5 separate regions of the Homo sapiens genome follow, and all the other regions are linked to region 1. The links are chromatin contacts, found by Hi-C or POLR2A ChIA-PET in ENCODE. All regions are on one chromosome and are shown on one strand. The core of a region is the stretch at or near the end of the contact, and the rest is flanking DNA. Distances in the headings are between cores, read along the strand shown. Region 1 overlaps LHFPL3 (LHFPL tetraspan subfamily member 3). Region 2 holds the start of NAPEPLD (N-acyl phosphatidylethanolamine phospholipase D). Region 3 holds the start of NAMPT (nicotinamide phosphoribosyltransferase). Region 4 holds the start of SYPL1 (synaptophysin like 1). Region 5 has its middle 41 kb from the start of SYPL1.

Evidence for each region. Hi-C counts contacts between places; a loop is a spot of excess contacts on that map. ChIA-PET counts read pairs that join two places held with the same protein, here RNA polymerase II (POLR2A). Pooled maps may share reads with other maps.
Region 2: a pooled map shows a loop between it and region 1 (3-fold over the local background). The contact joins the promoter of NAPEPLD here to the enhancer-like site in region 1. A Hi-C loop is called at or near these places in 2 of 50 pooled maps.
Region 3: a loop to region 1 is called in a pooled map, with 6 times the contacts of the local background. The contact joins the promoter of NAMPT here to the enhancer-like site in region 1. A Hi-C loop is called at or near these places in 2 of 37 single-sample maps with no recorded cell type and 2 of 50 pooled maps.
Region 4: a pooled map shows a loop between it and region 1 (3-fold over the local background). The contact joins the promoter of SYPL1 here to the enhancer-like site in region 1. A Hi-C loop is called at or near these places in 2 of 50 pooled maps.
Region 5: a pooled map shows a loop between it and region 1 (8-fold over the local background). The contact joins two enhancer-like sites. A Hi-C loop is called at or near these places in 2 of 37 single-sample maps with no recorded cell type and 4 of 50 pooled maps. POLR2A ChIA-PET finds 5 or more read pairs at or near these places in 1 of 52 experiments (naive thymus-derived CD4-positive, alpha-beta T cell).

Annotation. Positions count from the first base shown.
Region 1 is chr7:104,894,258-104,897,111 of GRCh38, forward strand. All of the region lies in intron 2 of LHFPL3 (LHFPL tetraspan subfamily member 3), which reads left to right. LHFPL3-AS2 (LHFPL3 antisense RNA 2) reads right to left here. Exons shown (of 4, transcript NR_027374.1): 4 at 371-1,807. Among named protein-coding and RNA genes, the nearest start is that of LHFPL3-AS2, 31 kb to the right of the region's middle. Within about 2 kb of position 1,439, at least 2 of the 41 ENCODE cell types and tissues checked have a DNase peak (open chromatin) inside an H3K27ac peak, as active enhancers do.
Region 2 is chr7:103,147,650-103,150,503 of GRCh38, forward strand. It overlaps NAPEPLD (N-acyl phosphatidylethanolamine phospholipase D), which reads right to left and starts at 1,450. Exons shown (of 5, transcript NM_001122838.3): 1 at 1,162-1,450. LOC105375434 reads left to right here. Exons shown (of 3, transcript XM_047421168.1): 2 at 1,369-2,854. The coding sequence ends at 2,171.
Region 3 is chr7:106,283,379-106,286,232 of GRCh38, forward strand. NAMPT (nicotinamide phosphoribosyltransferase) reads right to left here and starts at 1,605. Exons shown (of 11, transcript NM_005746.3): 1 at 1,450-1,605. The coding sequence starts at 1,506. NAMPT-AS1 (NAMPT antisense RNA 1) reads left to right here and starts at 1,868. Exons shown (of 1, transcript NR_186647.1): 1 at 1,868-2,854. RefSeq lists silencers at 935-1,294, 1,565-2,104.
Region 4 is chr7:106,110,875-106,113,728 of GRCh38, forward strand. SYPL1 (synaptophysin like 1) reads right to left here and starts at 1,438. Exons shown (of 5, transcript NM_182715.4): 1 at 1,266-1,438. The coding sequence starts at 1,334. RefSeq lists an enhancer at 668-1,500 and silencers at 956-1,205, 1,216-1,705, 1,786-1,845.
Region 5 is chr7:106,070,231-106,073,084 of GRCh38, forward strand. No RefSeq gene overlaps it. Among named protein-coding and RNA genes, the nearest start is that of SYPL1, 41 kb to the right of the region's middle. RefSeq lists an enhancer at 1,853-2,147. Within about 2 kb of position 1,446, at least 28 of the 41 ENCODE cell types and tissues checked have a DNase peak (open chromatin) inside an H3K27ac peak, as active enhancers do.

The DNA.
Region 1 (2,854 bases), core at 189-2,688:
TTGCAGGATTGCATAACATAATGCACATAAAGCACTTAGCACAATGCCTGGCTAACAAGTAGTGCTCAGTAAAGGTAGCTATTATCATTATAGGGAACTCTTAACATCCAAGTCAAGGGTCTTGCAGGGAACAAGGATTACAGCTGATTTCTAAGCTTTTCTGGGAGATGTCCTTACCAGGGACATCATTTAACTCAGAGCATGACCACATTCATAAAACAGAAGACAGTCTCCCAGGGTTCAGTCCGCTGGCACCTTCACTCCACCTTCCAGCCAAAGGTCAAGTATTTCCAGCACTCAGACATCATCCTTGATGCCTATAAAACTCTCAAGTTATTTTTAAATTCTTAAGTCCAAACAAGCACTAAGAAAGTGTATGAATTTTTTATTTTATTATTTGTTGAAATAAGAAAAACTTCACAGGGAGGTCTAAGAAACTGCTTTTCTCAATTCTACTCTATTTCATCTCCTCTCTCTGTCTCCCTAAAGAGGATAAATGTTTAATGCTGACCTTATTCCTCAAAACCACCCTGTAAAATAGGTATCATGTCCACTTTACAGACAAGAAAAGCAAAAGCATGGCAAGTAAAATGACTTGGCCACATCTAGGAAGTAGCCAACCCAGGATCCAAACTTTTATCTGGCTGCTTCCAAAGTCCAGGTGCTAATAATCTTACACTTGAGTGTACATGAGAATCACCTGGGATCTCAATACTGATTCTGTAGTTTCAGGTGGGACCCTGGAACCTGCATATTCCCAAATATGCAGGTGATCGAGATCCAGGGAGGTTCACAGGCCATAATTAGAGAAACACTGTCCTTGGCCATACAACATTAATGAAGTCCAGCCATAGGATTTTCTTCTCCTAGTCATTACCAAAGTAGCTTTATTGAAACTTCAGTACACCTCAGAATTAGCCATGTGTATATCCTGGATATTTGCCAATTTATGAAATGGTTCCCAGACCAGAGCTGGGACACACCTGGTTTCCGGATGTTTCTGCTGCATCTGTAGAAATCTTCACCATATCATCGCCCCAGGACAGAGTCAAATCAATTGGGTGACCTTTCCTTCTCTGAAATCCTAATCATCTATCCCCTAGGCCAGATTATCTTATCAGCTACTGACCCAGTTAGCTTTCCTACTTCACAACAGGTTTCTAATGCTTTATGTCAGTGTGAGAGAAATGGCAAGTTGGGAAAATTTGTGACATTGCATTCAGGAGGCAGTGAGGTAGAGCAATAGCTTTCAAACTAGATTCCATCAACCCTCAGGACACTGCAGAGGTGCAACAGGGAAAAGGGGCAGGGGAGAGAGAAAAGCCTGGGAGCTCTGAGCCCTTCATTAGAGCAGCTGTGCTCAATTCTGCTTCATATACAGAACCGGGATTTCTAAAAGAGTCACTCAAAAGCTTTTCAGTGGGGGGAGTGGGAAGGGAAACTGAAAAGAGAGAAGTCACAAGAGCTGGATTCTAACCCCAACTCTTCAGTTAACTTGGTATGTGACTTTGGGCAAATTGCTTCATCTCTCTGGGCTTCGGTCTGCTTACCGGAAAAAAAATGAAAACATTGGAACCATTGATGCCTGTCTTAGTCTGCTAGGGCTGCCATAAAAAATCCCACAGACCTGGTAGCTTGAACACAGAAATTTACTTTCTCACAGTTCTGAAGGCTGGAAGTCCAAGATCAAGGTGTGACAGGTTCGATTTCTCCTGAGGCCCCTCTCCTTGGCTTGTAGATGGCGGCCTTCTTGCCGCGTCCTCAGATGGCTTTTTCTTGGAGCATGCGCACCTGGTATTTCTTCCTCCTATAAAGAGATCAGTCATATTGGATTAGGGCCCCACCCTGAAGATCTCATTTTATCTTAATTGTCCTCTTAAAGGCGCTATCTCCAAATACAGTCGTATTGGGGGTTAGGGCTTCAATATTTACACTTTGGGAGACATAATTCAGTCCACAGCCTAAGGCTCCTTTCAGTAAACACCAGGGGTTGTTGAGCAGCAACTATGTGCCAGGCTTTCCTCTGGGTGCTAGGGACACTGTGGCTTCTCAAAAATGCCCGTTGTCTGCAGCCATACCCACCTGAACATGCCCAATCTTGCCTGATCTCAGAAGCTAAGCAGGGTCAGGCCCAGTTACCACTTGGATGGGTGAAGTGGCCCTTGCACTTGAGGAGCTCACTGTCCAAAAGGTGAGCTCCATTAACGGATGACTGGGGCAAAACAGAAACCCAAAAAAGATAAGAACAGTTCAGGAAGTGGCTCCCAGGGAAGCAACCTAAGATGAAATGATGAAATGTGAAACATGAACAGGTGTTCACCAGTTAGAAAACTGGAGGAAGGGCTTTTCCAGCAAAAGGAGCAAAGGCCCAGAGGTGGAGCAAAGGCCCAGAGGTAGAACACATCCAGGGTGCTGGAGTGCAGTCTGAGGTGGGAAACCCCAGAGGAGGGGCTGGAGCAGGGAGAGGCCACAGGAGGCCTCATTAGCTGTGCTAGGCAGTTATGCATATTCAGTAGAAGGTATCACTGCTAAAAAGTTTTAAGCTGGGCTGGGCTCGGTGGCTCATGCCTGTAATCCCAGTACTTTGGGAGGCCAAGGCGGGTGGATCACTTGAGGTCAGGAGTTCAAGACCAGCCTGGCCAACATGATGAAACCCCATCTCTACTACAAATACAAAAATTTGCTGGGCATGGTGGCGCACACCTGTAGTCCCAGCTACTTGGGAGGCTGAGGCAGGAGAATCAGTTGAACACGGGAGGCAGAGATTGCAATGAGCCAAGATTGCACCACTGCACTCCAGCCCAGGTGACAGAGTGAGACTCCATCTCAAAAAAAAAAAAAAGTTTTAAGCTGA
Region 2 (2,854 bases), core at 200-2,699, 1.7 Mb before region 1:
AAACCCTGTGATGGAATGCTTATGCTAAAATGTTCTTCATATAGTTATAACTGGACTAATTTTAAAATTAGAATTTTGTAACATAGAATTTCTACAATATAATTTGGAATTCTGAGTGAAAATAAGGGTATGAGAAATACACTAAGTATTTTTATCTCTTGGAGACTTACCATAATTCTTGTAGCAGGAAAGCCTGCAGAATGTTAACAAAACAAAATCTCTGAAAATCCTGACTATATTTTCAGTTGACTTGAAACAAATTTAACCCCTCAATCTCTCCTTAAATTATTATTTTAAATAAGTACTTTTACCCTAAATTTCTTCTTTAACAGACCCAGTATTTTCTTGCAACAAAAATCACACTATTGTGGGATATAGGTAATCTTCTTTTTAAAGATTACATAACTTCTTTCTAAACGATGTCCATGTCTGCGGCTAATTCATAACCAATGTAACTGAAAATAGAAATGGAAATGTTAGAGATTTCCATTTTTTAACAAACATGGGAATTATTTCTCAATTTGAAGAACTGCATCTCAGGAATGACTTCCTGGACAAATTAATCAGAATTATCAAGTAGCAAACATTTCATGCTAAGCCAAAGCCAACCAGGTGAGTCAGTCATATTATAACATGTATATATAACAACGTACAGTAAAGGCAAAGACAAGAACTAAATGACTTTTTAAAAGGCTGTTAAACTTTACTCACTCCCTTAATATTTTCCAGGTTTAACTGACGTATAATGAATGCATGTGATCCCGGAACCCATGGAAGAGTATCTACCATATCGAGCTCTAGCTTGAAAAAAAAAAAAAAGGAAAAAACAAACAAACAAAACAACAACAACAAAAACCTATCTGAATACGTGTTCTGAAAAGCCCACAATAATACCCAATTTATAAGAAGCAAACAACCACAGAACAGAAAACTCAAGAAAGCACAGCCTTCCACCACCCCTCCCCAGCTAGCCCCATTTTTTTTTTTGCTCTTCATTTCCATTCCATAGTTAAATAAGTACACTTATTCCAAAATAAAAGGGGAGAAACCTGTTGGAATGGATTTTTAGAAGATAAACACTATAGATGAAGCAACAATAAGTTGCTCGGAGGAAGTTGTCGACCCATTCATTTACATACAACCAAAAGAAGATAAACCCACATGTATTCCTATCAGTGAAGATGCAACCTGGTAATTTGCAGGGAAGATAGGATCTCAAATCCCAGACAGCTACTCTCCCAAAGAGAAAAAAAATAATGCTGTGGCTCTTCACCGAGGCAGCTTCAGAGATGCAGGCTCCGCAACTCGCGAGGTGCGAAAATTCAAATGAAGCCCTGTCGCTCACAAGTGCGGCATCTCCGAGATGAGGGAGGGCTCGGGGACGGGAAACCCACTCTCAGCCCGCTCCACTTCGCCGAAGAATTCCAAACCACCCCAGGCTCAGCAGTGTGGATTGCTCCGCCCAGAGACCGTGGAGGAGGCAGCAGAGAGGTCACAGAGCACAGCAGGCGGGAGAAAACCGCCTCCCGCGAGGTCCAACAGAAACCACGGAGCTCCGGACACTCGGGATCCCGGGCCGCGGGCGCGCGGCCAGAGCGGCGGGGTGCGAGCGCGGGGGTGCGGACTCACCTCGCGCTTGGGGTGGCCGGGAGCGCGCGCCGCCTCAGTTCCGCGGCTTCCGGCCACAGAGTCCCCGCGCAAAGCGCCGCCGCGTAGCGGGAGGGGCGACCGCGGCAGGCGCTCGGGTTCTTCCTAACCCGAGCCCGCCGCGCTGGCTCCGCCGAGGACGCCAGCAGCTGCAGGCAGCGCTTCAGCTCTCGCCGCCTCGCCATCGTTGGGGCGAGTCGTCGCCGGGTCACTCCCTTATTATGACCTTCGAATCTGACAGCAGGGCCAGCGGTGGCCTCCTTCAGGCTGCCTCTCCAGCCCTTACCAAGATGGCCGCCCCTGTGGGCCGGGGCGCCGAAGCCATCTTGGTAAAGGAAGCGCCTGGGAGCACGCGGCCTGCCCCGGCCCGCCTCGCGACTCAAACACTCTGCAGGGACCCTCCTAAGATCAAATTGGTTCCCCCCGCTGTCCTAAGCCAGAGGCTTACTTTCAGATCGCATGAACGCATTCCTGGACACCAGCCACAGTTGCTAAAACTAAATGGGATCCTGCAGACCCATTGACGGACTGTCATAGCCAACTCAATCACAGTCGAGAAGCATTTGAATACTTACAGCCTATGGCGCTAGGATCCTGGTAGCGAAGAAACTAAACTCTAATTTGAAATGTTGTACAGTACGTATTGAATATTAATGGGAGCACGGCATTGTTCACTGTGTGATCGTTTACTTTTAAAATGATGTCACAGCCCCCTGGTACACACGGTTCTCATCTAAATTTGCATCTTTTTTAACGCTAGGATAACTATGAAAGAGCATACGATTGTGATTCTGAGTTTCTTACTGGATTTGCTTTTTAAACTGCAGAATGAAATTAGTTGTTTCAAGAAGTAAAGTACAGGCATGTCGAAGTAAAATTCAACAATGGGTTGTTGGGCAAAAAGATTATAAAAGTCCTGGGGTGTGCCAGGGTCAAAAAAAAAAAAAAAAGCTTGTCCCTGGGGTTATCTTGGCAAAAAAGAAACCACCACCACAGGTTCTAAATGCAGATAAGACTGGCAGAAAAATGCAGACCAAACTATTCTGCATTTTGAAAGTGAATGTGCCTGTGTGACATTGGAGGAATGTAAAGAACTGTATGTCAAGTGTGGACTTTATCTCCTCAGGCTAGCTTAGAGTGGCTGCTGAACTTAAGGGTGATTAAGAGCTGCTTGCACCTGGGTGGAGCTGAAACTGCATAAGGTGAA
Region 3 (2,854 bases), core at 355-2,854, 1.4 Mb after region 1:
GTTGCATTCTTCTGTTTTTAAAATTTAGACTATTCAACCTCCCTTTACATTTGGCTAACATGTAAAAAAAAAATCTGACAGTTATTTTAGATTTAGTTAAGAAAAAAATTCTACAAAACTATCAATGAGGCTATTCTAAAATCACTATTTAAAATTTTGAAAACACTATGATTGAACCAAGAGAACACAAGAGGAGGTTTTAGGACCAAGTAAAGGACCATACTTGAGGTATTATCACGTATACTTGACAATATTCAAGAATCATACTTGATAGTGTTCGGATTTTGCAATACTTTAAACTTGCATCTAAAAGACAACTTGTTGATGGATCTTGGCTCGATTTCAAGAACCTATCTAAATATCATAAACAGCATTTTAAGCTGATTGGAAAAAAACAGACAAAACTTAAGTAAAATGGAATTCTCTAAAATACTTTCTCGGAATATCGGAGGAGGGCTAAAAACAAAGGAAAAAAAAAGAATCAAAACAAAAACATGAGAGTACTATGTTTTACCACTGTATTCCAAACCACTATGCTGCTCAAGTAAAATTTACTTTACCTCTTCCCTTCACTACTGCGTGCTTCATATCAACTGAATGTGGCAGCTACCCACACAAGTGTTCAATGGGCATGTGAACGCAACGCTGTGCCATTTCCCTCTCCACATGTTCTCTAGGGTTAAAACTACAGTTCCTTTAAATCCTCGTGTTTCATTTTCCTTTTCACAGAAATCCTGTAATGACCCTAAAGCAGATAAGAGCAGAGCGGCCTCTACACCCAGGGATAAGGAGCACGAGCAATCACTAGGTGCCAAGGAGTTTGAAACGGAGCCCGGCGGAGTGGGACAGGGGAATCCACTACGGCTACCGGGGCCAGGCGAGTGTCCTCCGCGCCGGAGCCGCAGAGGACCGCGGCTGCTCCGGCGCCCGCGCCAGGACTTCTCCCACCTCGCGCCCCGGGAGACTTACCTGCCCAGCCAGGGGCGAGCGCGCCGGGCTGGCCCGGGGGAAAGCCCCGCTCACTCTCCACTGCGGGTCCCCGGGGCCGTTACCTAACTGGTCCCAGCTCCAGGCCAAGAGGCCGCGCTTCAGGGAAGGGCATGCGCTCGCCGGCGACGCCCAAGCCCCGAGCCCCGAGCCCCGAGCACCGGCGCCCGGGAGTCCGCTGGGGCCCGCCTCAGCCCCCCGCCGCGCCGCCGCCGCCGCGCGCCCCCAGGCCCCGCCTCCACCGCCCAGCCCTCCATCCTCCTCAAGCCACCTCCTGCCCACTGCGGCGCCTCCTCACCTGCCCCAGCCGCCGCCGCCCGCGCCTCCCCCGGGCCTCCCCGCGCCGCGACCCTAGCCCCAGCCCCAGCCCCAACCCCAGCCCCAGCCGCCCCCGCCCCCCTGCCGCGCGCTCGTCCCCAGCGCGCCCCGCTCCTCCTCATCTGCCCGGGCCCCGAGCTTTACCTTGTAGGAGTCGGTGGCCAGGAGGATGTTGAACTCGGCTTCTGCCGCAGGATTCATCTCGGGCCGGAGGACAGGGGCCGCGCGCCGCGAGCTCCCTGGCGCGGCTGCGAGGAAGGAGAAAAATGAGCTTCACCGCGCTCCGTTGCTTAAGTCACTGCTCGGTCGGCGGAGGAGGGGGAGAGGGGGAAACGGAGAGAGGGGAGGGGTCAGAGGAGGGCGGGCCCGGGAGCCGTGACGCGGCGCGGGTGACGGCTGCGGCGGCTCGCGTGCTCGCAGTCTGGGAGCTCTGGCGGACTCCCCACCTCGGTTCCCCCGCCTTCACCCCGTCACCCTCCGGGGGCCGAGAAAGGGCGGGGCGCGGCAGCGCGCTGCGCAGTGCGCGGAGGCGGGGCGGGGAGGAGGACGTGATGCACGCGCTCTTCCTCCCAGACGCCAGCTCTGGGAAGCTGGAGGCAGCGGGGCAGCCCCGGCGCGTGACCCGGGCGCTTACCTAAGTTCGAGTTCCCGGCACGGGCGCGGGAGGGCGGGGCCTGGAGGGGGCGTTCCCAGCTTTGCCAGTGCCACGAGGAGCCGGTTCGCCCGCCCCGCCTGGGACCTTCCGTCCTACCCAGTCCTGGCCGGTTTTCTGGGTCCTCCTGAAGTCACGCCACCCGGCTAGGGGGCGAGGAGCCTCCTACTGCCCATCTTCCCGTCCACCACGCGCAGTTACTCACCTTTGTCTCCGGCCTGGATTAAGGATCCAGCCTTTCGCCTCCATCCCTCTTGTCCCTCCTGATCCTCCTGACCCTGTCTTTAAGATCCCAGGAGCTGCGGTGAGGAGTGAGGCTGAGGGGCCCCTTTCATCTGATGCAGCGACTCCGCTTTCCTCCGGCGGCTCTGTCTATGGCTGAGCTCTTTGATCCTTTGAGAGATGGTTTGACTTTTCCCGAGCAAAGAGCCTGCGTTGAAAAGCGGGGGTGGAATTCAGTCCTCACAGATAATGAGGGGACAAGACCTAATTGAACCGAGTATTGCCGGGAAGGAAAAGGCAACGGGCCAAGCCTTTGACAGGGTGCGACACTGACTTTTATCATCGTTATAGTCTTTAAATCCTGGGAAACGAGTTGGCAACCCCAAAATAAAGAAGTGTAATGACGTCTGATGACTTCACCCAAATACAGACCATTCCAAGAAAGACTTGCGCAGTTCTCATGCGTGGTTGCGTTTTTGCATAAAACTAAGATTCCCTTTGTCCGCATGTTTAATAGCTTAAAAATAAATTGAGGTTTTTATCGGATAAAAGTAGCCAGGAAAAAGTGATACAGTGAAAACGATTACAGGATATTTATAGACTTGTCTTTCAAGTTATTAGAAGTCTCATTCTATCTGGGGGCAGTGATGGTGGTGGTGGTAGTGGAACTTGTGA
Region 4 (2,854 bases), core at 188-2,687, 1.2 Mb after region 1:
TAAGACTTTCTTAACGTTCATATTTGATTAGCCTCGTTAATGAGATTTTCCTCTTGCAATTTTTAAATGCTTTAATCATGGTTTTCTTTATACTTAAATCTGGACTTAGGTTTAAAAAAATCAAGTATATTTATTTATGCGTCTTTCAAGTAGTCATTTGTGTGAAGTCAGCACTACTTCAGTTTTCAGAAAACACACAAAATGTTCAGTGAATGGTGAAATTGCCTAACCCCTTGCGCGGTTACAATGGTCCAAGTAGGAAATCACATTAGGTACCCATCAGAGAAACTGAGTTTCTACGCTGCTTTTAAAAACATCCTCGGTAGGTTATTTAGAACAGGAAATTGAAAGTTCTTATTCTTCTTCACCACTCTATCACTAAGGAAAAGGGCGAAAAAGCTATGGATGTAAATGCTGCTGTCTATAAACACAACTTGCCTGCAGAAATATGTAGTGGGCCGCGAAGTTTGAAGGAAGCCCGCAGTGCCTGGTATATTCACCAACTCCTCCAAGTAACTGATCATTGCCAAGGTCGAATTAATAAGCGTTCTTTGATGTTAATGATTGTGAGTGTTCTCAGGAAAGGACTAAAAGCTGACTTTCTAAACAGGATGTTGTTTGGAAATACCCCAAACAAACTCGATGTCCATTCCTAACGTGTTATTAAGTGAACCGATCTGACTCGATGCGTTTTGTTAAAAGGACTTTCTTTAGTTTCCCTGGCCCACAGTTTATTTTTTTACTATTTTTAACTCGGAGCCCATCTTAAAAACAAATTAAGAACGGAATGCTCGCCAAATCACGTCTACAAGACAAAATCGGCTTCCCAGGGAGCTAGACCTCGAGTGGGCACCGGCAGGGACGTAACCGCTGAGCCTCTCCGCAGAGCGCGACGCCGGCCGCCGGGTTTCGGTTAGACCGCAGCAGGAAGTTTTCCCTTCCTCTGCGGGAGGCAGTGGAGCCAAGGGGAAATTTGAACTCCCACTCCACGGGGACACCCAGAGGGGAGCTCCGGTGTGGGAGGGTGGCTCCCCTGGGAGCCAGGCGGCCGAGGAGCTCGTGATTCGACGCCCGCCGCGGCGTCTCCGCCCCGCGCGGCCCAGGCCGCGGCCTCCCTGCCCTCCCTGCCGTCCACTCCCAGTCCCGGGGCGGCGGCCTCAAAGCCCGCGCGGCAGGGCTGCGTCCCGGCTCGCAGGTCCCCGTCTCCCCGCCTAGGGCGCCGCGCCGAGCGGCAGGCGGGCCTGGCCGGCGCGGGCTGCACTCACCCACTCGAGGACCTTGATGAAGCCGAGTGGCTCCTTGAGCGGGTTGAGGTTGATCTGGAAGCCGGACATCCTCTGAGGAAAGGAGGGAGAGAGAGTCAGGACGACGGGGCGGAGGAGGGGACCGACGAGACCAGAGCAGCCCGGTGGCGAGGAAGGGCAGGCGGGGCTGGCGCGCTGGCCGGGCTCGGAGGCGGGCCCGGGCGGCCGTGGGGCGGGGCGGGGCGGAGCGGCGGCGGTTGAGCTGCTGGCTGAGACTCTGGGGCGGAAACGGAGTGGGGCGGCTGGGGAGGCGAGGGGCGGGCCGGGGCGGAGACCGGGAGGCTTCTCCTCAGGCCGCACCTGGCCGAGTCGACTGATCCGCTGGCGAACCAAGTAGATGTTGGGCGCCATACTGCGTGCGCCGCGCCCCCTTCCCTGCGGTTCAGCCCCTGGCACTCGGTCTTCCCCTGCGCACGCGTGTACGCGTGCGCTCGTTGGGCCCGCGCCGCGCTTCCGGACCCGCGCGACTGCGAAGAGCCCTGACCCGGGGGCGCCCACGCCCGCTCCTGCGCAGCTTGGGGGCGCTGGCCTCAGAGACACCCTCACTTGACCCCGAGCTCACCACAGCTGAGCTCACTACACCGAAGCTGACCTCTCCTTCCCTTAACAGATCTCAACTTTTTTATGAATTTATAATGTATTGGCACAGATGAAGTTGTGTTTCAAGGCATGTGTTAGGGGCCTTTGATTAAAATTGCAAAACAACAGACTTCTGGCTACCGTGCTGTGGGGTGCCTCGAAAGTGTGAATCACCAAATATTCGTATGGAAATTAGGTTTATTTTCAAAGTTACCATCGCAGCCATGGTTGAAAAATGAAGTAAGTTTATACCTAAAAGGAAAGGCGTGGCCGGACAGGCCCTCGGTGACCTACACTTTCACCTCTTCTACGCTGTCGGTCGACAGTCCTCTTTTTAAGGCATCGTTGGTATCTTTCTTCAAGAAGCTGACCCCTTTAAGATTCGGCTTAGGTGATACTTTCCTCTTGGCACGCAGTTACGGGAGCCCCAAGGTAGTGTGATCTCCTTCCTGGCTTCTTCAGTACCTGGAAAGTTCCTGGACAGCTGGAATGTGGTCATATTCGTGTATATGAAAAACCAGCTTCCAAGGACTTACCTGAATTTCAAGCACGAATATGATTTGCAGGCTACTTGCCACTGAGGTTATTCCGTCAGGGTTGACAACTGTTATTGAACGTCCTTGTAGTAAGCGAACCCTTTCTCTTTCGAGACCTATCTCCTTGTTTGCTGTCCAGAGAGTGCAAAAAATACATTTCATTTTCTATGCAGACAGAGACAATCTTTATGTTTATCTTGGCTCCCGTTCCTCAGTCCCCAGCACAGTCAGTGCTCAATGAGCACCTAATGGCATATCTCATTTTGAAATAACATTAAGAACTGGGCGCGGTGGCTCACGCCTGTAATCCCAGCACTTTGGGAGGCCGAGGCCGGCGGATCGTGAGGTCAGGAGTTCAAGACCAACCTGGCTAACATGGTGAAACCCCGTCTCTTATAAAGATACCAAAAAAATTAGCCTGACGTGGTAGCACGC
Region 5 (2,854 bases), core at 196-2,695, 1.2 Mb after region 1:
TGTGCGTCATGCTCAGTTGGCAGGATATCAGAACCAATGCTGCCAACACCAGACTCTCCACGTGCGGAGCAATTTATGAAACCCTGGGGCCAGCAATGGCCACCTTTGCATCCTGGAGTTAGGATGACCCTGACACATCCCAGCCCCAGCATACACCACCGCGCTGCCCTGAGGCTGGGCTCTACCTTTTGAGAGCTACTGAGCTCTGCAGAGATGTGGGTGAAGGGAGCCACAGACATATCAGTCTGGCAGGGGCTTAGAGTCACTGCTCTAACTGCCTATCTGGCAGGTGAAGAAACAGAGGCCAGGGCAGGCAAGCCCTGACCAGGGCAGTGTACCTGCTTGGTAGACGAGTTCTCTCCTTCCCCCAGTGCAGTGCCTACTGTCTCTCTTTAGCTGTGCCTAGCTGGGTTGGGGTCTTTTCTCTGGGCTTCCCTAACCACTCCTGCTGACCCCTATCTGAGCTCCAACTTCTCCCTGGAAACCACGCATTAACCTATTACCTCCTCGCTACACTGTGAGTTCCTGAGAGGGGCTTGCGTCTTTCTCATCTGGCAGTTGGCCAGAGCCCCATAAGTACACTCAAGTTGAATGAGCGATTAAATGGGTGACTGCAACAAGCCTGGGCAGGAATGGGTAGTGCTCTTTTTGGTCATGGCTTCTTAAACACAAACAAGGTGGGCTTCATTGGGCCTTATTTCAGAAAAAAATATTCGTCTTATTATAAAAAGTAATGTTTGGCCAGGCACAGTGGCTCAAACCTATAGTTTCAGCACTTTGGGCGGCCAAGGTGGGAAGATTGCTTGGGCCCAGGAGTTTGAGACCAGCCTGGGCAACATAGTGAGACCCTGTCTCTTAAAAAAAAAAAAAAGTTAGCTATGGTGTTGCATGCTTGTGGTCCCAGCTACTTGGGAGGCTAAAGCAGGAGGATCACTGGAGCCCAGGAGTTGGAGGCTGTAGTGAACCATGACTGTGCCACTGCACTCCAGCCTGGGCGACAGAGAAGACCCTGTCTCAAAAAACAAGTAAGTAAAGCAAAATAAAAAGTAATGTTTGACTTGAACTTACAAGTTAAAGAACTGATGAGTCGATTGTGCTGTTTTGATTCTGTGGCTCCTGTCATCCGTCTCACTCTACCTCCCAGCGACACAGTCCTGTCCTCCTAGATACATGTACCCTAGCTTGAGAAGTGGGACTGCGGGAAGCTGGGCCAACCAGGTGGCTTATTCACTGTCTGCTGGGGCAGGAGGCAGGGCAGGGGCAGGAGGGAGGCAACCCCAGCCTGTGCCCGGCTTCCCCGAGGCGTGTGCCTTGTGCGGCTGCTGAAGGAGTGACTCCTGAGGAAACCAGCTTTTCCAGGGAGGCAAGGGATGGGAGAAGAGGGTGGAGAAGGAAGTGGTCACACCACTTGCCTTCTGCCAATACTGTCCCTTTCTTACGCGTTAACCTTCCACTCTGAGCTATGACACTTTCAGTACTAGTGTGGTAAGTTCTACAGGAAACAGGAAACATGGTTTAACAGACATCCCTTTAAGCTTTAAGTGTAGCCCAGGCCCTGTTCTAGCTAGAATGAAGTTTTGCATAATGAATAGATACCAGATTCCCCTGAAGGGCTCTTGCCCCAGAGACTCTCAGTGGCCCACGTTCACAGGTACTTGCAGGCATGCATATATGCTTCTCACCTCTTAGGAAATGGCCTTTGCAGGCATGAAAAAACAAATACCTCAAGTTCCCTTCCTGAGCCTCTTAGGCAACATGAAAAAACTACATACCAATCCCGAGAATGGAAGCTGGTTTGGAGTTTCACCTCACAAAAAGCTGGCCCCACCATGCTCACCCAAATGGCAGATTTATGAAGGTTCTGTTTGACAAGAGCAAAGGATCCACTTTGAGCAGCTCTGGGCCTATGGAAGGCAAGGTGTTCATGTTTAAGCACAAAGGTAAACAGAGCATAGCAGCAGGTTACAGAGATCATTTATTTTCCCGCTGATGACAGACATGAGCTCTGGCCCAGGGCCCAAACTTCTTATCCTTGAAAAACACATTTTACAGATTGCCGGCAGAGACAGCCAACCCAGATTAAGCTGCCAGACCTAACTATTTTAGATCTTCCTCCTACTCCTCTGGAAAAAAAAAATATAAGATAACGATTTTTGTCCCTGAAAAACAATGAGAGGAACTAAAGGAAAGCCCGGGCTCTATTCTTAGGGGTCTGCTGCCCTCCAGAAAGCCCAGCGTACAACTTCAGGCAGGCCCATGACACGCCAAGTGTTTGCATTTTGGAAGAATCCTAATAGAATTCCTTCAAGTGGCAGATTCCTGAGGACATTTCAGGATTTATTTACAGATCGTTAACTTACTTGTCACAGAAACCGAAGGGCAGGGAAATTTTGAGCTGACATTTTGGAATGCCACCCTCAAAGGGTGATCAACCAGAAATAAAGATAAAGTGCCTTTGAAATGATAAATATGAAGTAATGGGGACAAGGATTTGTTTCATAGGCACCGTTTCAGAAAAACATCTCTAATGTAAAGTGAAGCCCAGAAGTATATTTTACCTGCTCTTCACTGACTATGTAATTAATGTTTCAGTGACTGACAATTCTCACTTATCACCATAAATTTTTTTCTAGAAATTGCCACATAAATTGGAGCATCATAAAACAGGTTTCTGCAAACTGGTTTGTATGTTTTTTATCATAATAATGAGGTTATAGCCGGGTGCATTGGCTCACGCCTGTAATCCCAGCACTTTGGGAAGCTGAGGTGGGTGGATCACCTGATGTTAGGAGTTTGAGACCAGCCTGGCTAACATGGTGAAACCCTGTCTCTACTGAAAATACAAAAATTAGCC